Regions from separate parts of the Homo sapiens genome. Here region 2 is linked to region 1. A link is a contact called in ENCODE Hi-C or POLR2A ChIA-PET data. All regions are on one chromosome and are shown on one strand. The core of a region is the stretch at or near the end of the contact, and the rest is flanking DNA. Distances in the headings are between cores, read along the strand shown.

Region 1 (4,752 bases), core at 1,944-4,443:
TCCAAATACCTTTCAGCTTCCTCTCTGTCTCACCATGTCTCTCATCACTGCAGGAACACTGTTCTTTCTCTTTCTCTTGAGTGAGCCACACACTTCAGGGAGCCAGAACCTCAGCCCATTAAGCTCCCTCCTCCTGGACTGGCCTGAAATGCTCTGCTGCTTTTCTTTGCTTGTCAAGATCACTCTCCCCGCTCCAGGCCCAATCAAATACCACTTCAGCCAGAAATTATCCATCCTTTTCCATACCTGTAGGTTTTATACCTGCCTTCATTTCATGCTTATTTTATTCGGCCTTACATTTTTGCTGGCTGTTTGTTTCTCTCCCCTATCGGATCATTATTCATTTGCGTGCGCCTCTGATGCCAGCCAAATGAGTTCATACAATAGGCACTTAATAAGTGTTTGCCGCATTTAGTCAAGTATAATATGCTGTATGAATATTAAAATGTTTGATACAGGCCATATGTACAACCAGATTTTCTAGACAAAATATATGAAGAAATATGACCTTGGGACAGAATATTTGAAATTGAACTGATACTACAAGACCCAGGTTGCAAAGGCTACTGTAATCCATAATAGTAGTGAATGTTTTGGGGTATTTGCTTCATTCTAGGTATTACACTAAGTTCTTTCCATATAATATCCCATTTGATCATCCCAACACAAGGAAGTGGGCCTCATAGCAGGCACTAGTGTCTTTTGTAACAACTTCCTTCGTTCTGACAATGACAATTTTTCTCCAACTCTCATTGGTATTCTGTAGTGTTTGATGATTTTCCTATTCCTGGGGAACCTCTAAAATGTATCAGCTCTTAGGAGGATGGACTTCTCCTAAGTAAAATAGTCATGAGTAGGAAGGAATTGTGATATGACCTCAATTAGTTAGAAAAAATCTCATGGAAGAGATTAGTCCTGCTTTAGCAAATATTTATGAGCACACACTATGTGGCAAAGTACTTAGTAAACACTGGGGACAGAAAACAGAGATGCTGCCTAACCACAGGCACAGGAGTTTAACCACAAAAACAGACATTAATGAAATAATCACACAGATACATAATTACAGCCCATGATGAGGACAGGTGCTGTGAAGGAAATGTGTAGACAGCCATGAGCATGTCTAAGCTAGCCTAGTGAGGGAGGTGCCAGTCAAGGAAGGTTTCTCAGAGATCCGGAAAACCAATAGACGGTAGCCGGGGCAGTGATTCTCCAAGCGTGGTTCTAGGACTAGCAGGATCAGCATCACCTGGGGACTTGTTAGAATTGTAAATGATCAGGTCCCACCTCAGGCCTACAGTATCAGAAATTCTCAGGAGTGGTGCCCAGTATTGTGGCATTTTAACAAACCCACCAGGCAATTGTGATAGACCCTCAAGTTTGAAAACCACTATACCAGCAGATGAGATGAGCTGGGGATGGTGCTGAGGCAGAGCATTCCAGCTACAAGAAGTCATAACTACAAGAAGCAGTAAGTGAGTCCCCAAGGCTGGGAGGAACACAGTGAGCAGGTGGAGCTGCCAGGAGGCCAGTGCAGAGAGCCAGAGGAAAGTGGGGTGGGGCAAAGCTGGAAGACATACTGGTCAGATGGCTTCAGCGTTGGTGGTAAGATTCTGCCCACTCTCCTGAGAGCTGTGGAAAGTCACTGAAGAGTTTCAAGGAGGAGTGTGATAGGATCATTTTAAAGCATCCCCCTAACCCGGCATAGAAAACTGATGGAGGGGAGTAGATGTGAAGAGATTCATTTGGAGGTGACTTCAGTCCTCTGATCTGAAAAATCACTGAATGGAGGGATAGGACATGTAAACAGAGGGAGGTGATATATATGGAGGAGGTGACAGTGAAAGGGCTTTGGCAATATTTGGAAATGGGGATGGAACCTAGGTTTCTGGCTTATGAAACCAGATTGACGACAGTGGTCCCAGTCACTGACATACAGAAGGTGGAGGTCATGGGTTTCATTTGGATCATATGGATTTTGAGGTATAACCTAGACCCTGGCAGAATTTGCATGGATGAAAGCCACGGAAAAAAAATTATTCTCGAAGGGGAGATATGGTGACCCCTGAGCCAACAAATGGAGATGGAAGTGAGTTTTTTGATGTTTGTTTGTCTGTTTTATGATTCATCCATCCATCCATCCATTCACTCTACCTATTACACCCTTCTAAGTACATAGAAGCATTTGAACAACAGAAGAGGAAGACTGGTAGATAGGATCAGAACCAGCTATGGCAGATCTTGATTTCCAAGCTAATGGTGTTGGATCACCATTGAAGGTAGTCAGAGTGACATCATGGCAGAGGTATGTTTCAGAAGGGTCGCCTAGCACCTAGCCTGTGTTGTACACAGGCGACAAACTAGAAGGAGGAAGACCATCACAGTAGACTCTAAGAATGCAAAAGGACTCTCATTCTTTCTAATTGTAATATAAAGTTAGCATTTAGGAATGACTAGCACATTCACATACATCCATTCATTATATTCCCTCCGTGTGGCTATGTATCTTTAACCTGTATAGCCACACAGTCTGGGAATAGGACAAGATAAATGTTGAGAGCGTGGAATCTAGGTCTTTTTCTCCCTTTTAGTTTTCTAGAACCAAGCAGAGGTTAGGTATTTTAACAGATGCTAATGTTAATTAGAAGTGAAAGACCTACACTTAGTAGGCACTCGAGATCTATTAAATTGAACTGGATTGACATCAGTGGTGTCTTGAAAGAAGATGCAGCACAACACTGGACTTCTCAGGGAGACAGGGCTGAGCCGTGGGGGCCCTTGCATGAGAATTAGGACCTTGGTGACCCCCGTCTGTTCCTCCTTTCCTCTCTCCCTCCCCCACCGCTGCCATGGCGACACGTCTGGAATCACAGTAAGCCTTATACCCCAGAGAAAACAATACTCTGTTCGAATGGTGTAAGTTGGCCTCTAAGCTCACGATCTGCAGGCCCCATCCCCCACAATCAGGGGATTCTTACAAAAGGCAGCTTTTTACCAGAGGGTCGGCCGCACTGCTGCTCATCGATTTCAGCCCATTTTATCCCTCGGCACTTTCACTTGTTTGTTTTTGAACTCACACCACAGCCTCGATGCTGCGGGTTTCATTTTGGCATGAAGTTACTGATGTGACCGTCTGCATCCCCTCCGCTCAGCCCCTCAGAGCACGGTGCTTCTTTCTTCTTTGTGTCTTGTCACTGCTGTTGACTCACCACGCTGGGCTGTTGGAGCTAAACTGAATTAGTAACAATGCAATCAACATCTCTATTTTTATCTTCGCACTCCCCTCTCTTCCTCCCCTCCTGACTGACTCACCATTTCTAGGTCTCAGAGCTTGGCAGTCTTAGAATTATATTGGAGCTGGGGTGAATATATGCACAGATGTGATATTTCTACCATTCGACACAATGAGTGTTTTATTTTTTTTCCTGGTAGCACAAGGGTTCAAGCGTTAGAAGTATTATTTATTATGCTCATCGTCGTCCGTATTGTTGCTGTGTTACTGCTCAAGCTGGTGTTTATCTCCTGAGGTCTAAGATGAATTGTAGGCAAGGCAGGGAGCCAGGATCTGATTTCTGAAACTCGTCTTCAGAGGAAACTTCAGTTTTGAACTAAAACTTTTAACTTTGTCCCAGTTGAGTTCTGGAAACCTGAACTGGAATCTGAAGTATATACTAAACACAAAGTAGTAGTAGTAGTACCTTTAAAAAATGCACCATGAATGCAGAATATCTTATTCTGCCTAGGCCTCTGCATACTGATCATTGTATTAATTTTATAATTGATGGAGATAGATCTATTAAGAACCTGGGCTTTTGGAGCCCAGATTTGAATTCCTTTCTGCCAGTTATTATCTGTAATCTTGAGCAAATTACTTAATTTCTTTGTGTCTTTTCTTTTATAAAATAGAAACTTTTACCTCTCACGCAAATGTCATAGTCCATATCTCATAAAATTGTTTTAAGGATTAAATAAGCTAGTATTTATAAAGCACTTTAAAGTGCCTAGCACATAATAAGCTCTGAATGAATGTGGGCTATTATTATTCAGCAGGCCATATTTACCTGTTGTAAGAGAAATGATTCATTCCTGAAAACAGTTTCTTTTAGCAAGCACAGTACACTTCAGGATCTTACCTTCCCTTATTCCTGAATTTACAAACCATCCATGTTATGGATACTAAGTGGACACCAAGTTCCAGAACAGACCTATTTGTCTTTTATTCATAAGTCGGGCTTTCTAGCTTCCTAGTCTGCCTTTTGCATAGCCAGAATTTTAGTTTCTCATCAAAATTAGGTTTTGGCTCTCATGTGGTCTAAATCCAAGTACACTCACTTTTCTTCTCCAGATAATTATATTTTACATAGAGTGACTTTTCCTTGGCCTATCTAATGCTGCCTCATTAGACTCTAAACCCTAATGATACTCTTTCATTTCTATAGCACAGCCATGGAAATAGCATATAAAACTCTCTGTAGAAAATTCCCTTTGTCTTCCGTTGCCCAGGTTCCTCCAGCCCTACGCTCTTTACTGGGTGTGGGAAGGAAGAGCAGTTGCTGGACTATTTTGGCAAGAATCCAAAGGGAGGGTCACAAAGCTCAGATGCAGGTAGGATTTGGAAGGTCCCCAGAAAACTCCCAGCCACTGTGTGCCCCAGAAACTACATTATCAGCATTGCCTACCAAGTCTTGGTGGTGGGGGGAGGGTGTTACCCACCTTTCAGCTATCGTAGCTGTACCAAAAAGTATCTGAACC
Region 2 (4,331 bases), core at 693-3,192, 160 kb before region 1:
AACTGACCAGCTGGGGCCTGAAAGCAAGACTGTGACCTCAGTCTGCACCACTTCCCCTCCCATCAGTAAAGTGAGAGGATCCATTGTGCTACCTTCTGCAGTCCCTTTCAGCTTTGGTGTTCACTGATTCTGTGATGAATTTCCTGTAATTTCTGTGTAGGAACAGAAAAGAGCATAGAAGATCCTTTTTTTGTTTTTTTTTTGTTTTTTGTTTTTTGTTTTTTTGTTAGGGAGTTTCACTCTGTGGCCCTGGCTGGAGTGCAGTGGCAAGATCTTGGCTCACTGCAGCATCTGCCTCCTGGGTTCCAGCAATTCTCCTGCCTCAGCCTCCTGAGTAGCTTGGATTACAGGCACATGCCACCACACCCAGCTGATTTTTGTATTTTTAGTAGAGACGGGGTTTCACCATGTTGGCTGGGCTGGTCTCGAACTCATGACCTCAGGTGATCCAACCGCCTCGGCCTCCCAAGGTGCTGGGATTACAGGCGTGAGCTACCGCGCCTGGCCAGAACATCCTTTTAATTCTTATCTGGAGACTTAATCTATATGTTCATAATTAGTATTACCAGTAAGGGCAGAATGTTCCAAAGTAGGGTCTGACTGCATTTTTAAACAATGCAATTTGCAGAGCTCCACTCTTCCACTCCTTAGTCTTATGTGAAGGACACACTTGGACTAAAATGGTTATTGCTTTATCATAATTTGGGGATCTCTATCAGAGATGATTTAGGCCAGAGTTTCTCACCCTCGGCACTATCAGCATTTTAAATTAGATTCTTCTCTGTGGCGGGGGCCGTCCTGCGTACTCTGGGATGTTCAGCAGCATCCCTAGTCCATTTGGGCTGCTATGACAAGATACCATTAACTGGGTGGTTTATAAACAACAGAAATTTATTTCTCACAGTTCTGCAGGCTGAGAAGTTGAAGATCAAGATTCAGTGTCTGGTGAGGGCCTGTTTCCTGGTTCATAGATGGTGCCTTCTTGCTGCATGTCTCCTGGTGGAAGGGCCGAAGCAGCTCACCAGGAACTCTTATAAGGGCAAATCCCATTCATGAGGCTCTGCCCTTACGACCTGATTCCCTTCCTAAAAGCCCCACCTTCTAATATGGCACATTGATGATCAGGTTTTAACATATGAATTTTGGGGGAATACAGCCATTCAGACCATAGTACCTGGGCCTCTGTTTAATGGATGTGACACCCTCTTCTCCCCACAGTCGTGAAAACTATCTCCAGACATTGCCAGATGTGCCCTGGAGGGAAAAAAAAATCACCCTAGTTGAGAACCACTGATTTAGTTTTAATTTAGGGTATGTATTTAAAAGGCAGAAAAATAAGTATAGAATCAAACTTAATTAAGCAAATGCCTCTAAAAAACACTGAATTTTAAAAGAGGTAATAGTAAAATTTGAATTTGCAGAAATGTAGGACTTGCTTTTAAAGCTCATATCTTAAGTACATACTAACCACATATGGCTTCTCAACTGTACTTGAGATTTCTTCAATCAGGAAATAAGATCATCCACCTTTTTTTTCCTGAAGGTATCACCTATGATTCTAAGTAATATTGGATGACTGGATGTTAATGTACTATGCCTTCATAATTTCTAAAGAAATGTATGAATAAGATATTAACCTGACATAAATAGTACTTTCTTGCTGTGGCTCTAGTAAAGTCTTAACATCTGCACAGACTGGTAAAGACTTCATCACATCCCCTCTTGCTTTTTCCATTTCCAAGATGCTTATTACACCAAGGCTGATGTTAAAAAGATTTCTTGTCATCTGCTCTGATTACTGTTTTTGGGGGAGGAGAAAACATAATGAAGAGAAGAAGAAGAAAAGAAAAAAAACCAGAAGAACAGGATCTGTCTTTCCTGTATTTTGTGTTCCTGAGAGCTGATAGAGAACAAATTGTGAAATGTGGGAGGCTTTGCCCAGCATTCAGGCTGAAGTTGCCTTAAAAGGAAAGTATGGCACGTTACACATTTCCCACTTCCTTCTTTTTTAGTTTCCTTTTAGCCATTCTCAGAAATGTAAGCAGGAAGAAAATAGCAATCAATTATGTTTGGAAACAACTGAAGTTAAATCTGACTGATATTTGTTTATAAAACTATGCATCATTTTATTTTCAGTACATTTTCAGTTCCTCTTTTGCCCCTAACATTCTCCTAATTCCCATGGTGAATATATTTCCTTTAATCCAGGCCTGAACACTGAGATAGTTAACAGCCCCTGGTTGTTATTTCTTGATGAAGTCTCTCCTAGTCAGCTCCTTTTTTCTTCCCATTGCCTTCCTTTAGTCCAAGTTTTCATAACCTCTAGGCCCTCCACTTTGCAGTTCAATCTGTGAGGTTAATGACTTCACACCTTTTTCATTATATTCATGCCTTCATTCACTGGACAAATAGTTCCTGGGCCCCTATTCTAGGCCAGACACTGTTCTAGGCTTGAGACATACAGCAGTGAATAAAGCAGACAAAACCCCCTTTCCTCATGGAGTTTATACTACCTAAGGGAGGAGGGCAGTGGATAGAGACATTTTAGAAAGTAAATAAATCATATCACATGGTAGAATATGGTAGATGTAATGAAAAAAGTAGAGCAGGGAAGGGAGATAAGGAGGTATATGGGGTGTGTGTGTGTGCATGCCTGCACGCGTGTTCATGTGTGAGCCTGTGTGTATGGAAAGGGTAGGCTGCAATTTTAGATACGGTGATAGGGAAGGCTTCACTGAAAAGTGACATTTGAGCAATTACATGAAGGAGTAGCCAAACATGGAGATACCTGAGGAAAGAGCAGTCTAGGCAGAGGAAACGCATGTGAAAATGCTTGAAGTGTGCCTGGTATATGAGGAAGACTCTGAGGAGGCTGGTGTGGGAGAGGAGGACATAAGGCGACAGTTGATAGGGGTGGAAGAAGCAGATGCTGCAAAGCCTTGCAAGCCCTTGCAAGGACTTTGGCTTTTATCTGAGAGAGATGGGATGCTGCTGGATGGCTCTGAGAAGAGAATGGTGTGATCTGACTTGCAGGTTAATAGGATCATGTCACCAAGTCGTCATATCACTTCCCCTACTTAAATCCACCACTTGACAACATATAATCCCTTTATCCACAGAGACAAATACAAACTCATCTTCCCTGTCCCTAATCAAGAATTTTTCCAGTCACCCTGCACAAGCCCTCTGCACTCTTAGTAAACAGTGACCACCTCCTGCCCCTTTCACATTCTACCCGTCCTTCAAGTCCAAGCTGAAGTTTCTTTTTCCAGAAAACCTTTGCCACCTCAAAATTGATCTCTCTCTTCTCTGACCTCCTATCGTATTGATTATTTATCAATAAATACAATATAATATATGGACTTGACCATATATTATCTGGACTTCACCATATATTATCTTGGATTGTTTTCTACGTAGGCATTGAAAGGTTTATAGAACTTGAGACCTAGAAGAGTCTCGGGAATCATCTCTTCTGACTCCTTCATTTTACCAGTGAGGAAATAGAAGCCCAGCAATGTTTAGGATATTGCCAAATTCGCTCAACTAGCTGTTTAATGTGTACACTGCCTTTCTCAATGAAATTATAAGTACATTAAGGAATGATAACATGCCTTATACTTCTCCAAAATCTCCTATAATAGTGGTTAACATAGTACTCATGTAACAGACACTTACTAAGTTCAATTAAATGGCCGGGCGCGGTGGCTTACACCTGTAATCCCAGCAGTTTGGGAGGCCGAGACGGGCAGATCACAAGGTCAGGAGATCGAGACCATCCTGGCTAACACTGTGAAACCCTGTCTCTGCTAAAAATACAAAAAATTAGCTGGGCGTGGTGGTGGGCGCCTGTAATCCCAGCTACTCGGGAGGCTGAGGCAAGAGAATGGTGTGAACCCGGGAGGCGGAGCTTGCAGTGAGCCGAGATAGCGCCACTGCACTCCAGCCTGGGTGATAGAGCGAGACTCTGTCTCAAAAAAAAAAAAAAAAAACTATTAAATGTAAGAATAAATTGATTTTTAGGTGGTTTGGTTTTAAAGGAACGTTGTAGGCCGTTAATTCATCAACCACATTTTGAATTAACAGATGTTCTAAATGCAAAAAGCTATGTAAAATACTTGTATGTAATTTGGCTTGAATTTTAGGGATTTGCCTGTGAATGTAGTTAGATGGGAGAATGAGAAATTTTGCCTTTCTTGGAGGTTTTTGTTCTGATGTAATGGTGAAAGGTAATTCTATCATCTCTGCATGACACAGCTATTTTTGTTGCTTCAGCAAGATTTATCAAAGCAAGTGGTTTTTGACCATTCTTTGTCTCCAAGGGAGAGACA

The links. Hi-C counts contacts between places; a loop is a spot of excess contacts on that map. ChIA-PET counts read pairs that join two places held with the same protein, here RNA polymerase II (POLR2A).
Region 2: a loop to region 1 is called in a map of endothelial cell of umbilical vein, with 10 times the contacts of the local background. The contact joins two enhancer-like sites. A Hi-C loop is called at or near these places in 2 of 168 maps with a recorded cell type or tissue (cardiac septum and endothelial cell of umbilical vein). POLR2A ChIA-PET finds 5 or more read pairs at or near these places in 1 of 52 experiments (Caco-2).

What each region holds. Positions count from the first base shown.
Region 1 is chr4:139,814,617-139,819,368 of GRCh38, reverse strand. All of the region lies in intron 2 of MAML3 (mastermind like transcriptional coactivator 3), which reads left to right. Among named protein-coding and RNA genes, the nearest start is that of MGST2, 150 kb to the right of the region's middle. RefSeq lists enhancers at 2,479-3,046, 3,047-3,616. Within about 2 kb of position 3,193, at least 16 of the 41 ENCODE cell types and tissues checked have a DNase peak (open chromatin) inside an H3K27ac peak, as active enhancers do; they include endothelial cell of umbilical vein, where a contact is called at or near this core.
Region 2 is chr4:139,973,767-139,978,097 of GRCh38, reverse strand. All of the region lies in intron 1 of MAML3 (mastermind like transcriptional coactivator 3), which reads left to right. Among named protein-coding and RNA genes, the nearest start is that of MAML3-AS1, 150 kb to the left of the region's middle. Within about 2 kb of position 1,942, at least 10 of the 41 ENCODE cell types and tissues checked have a DNase peak (open chromatin) inside an H3K27ac peak, as active enhancers do; they include endothelial cell of umbilical vein, where a contact is called at or near this core.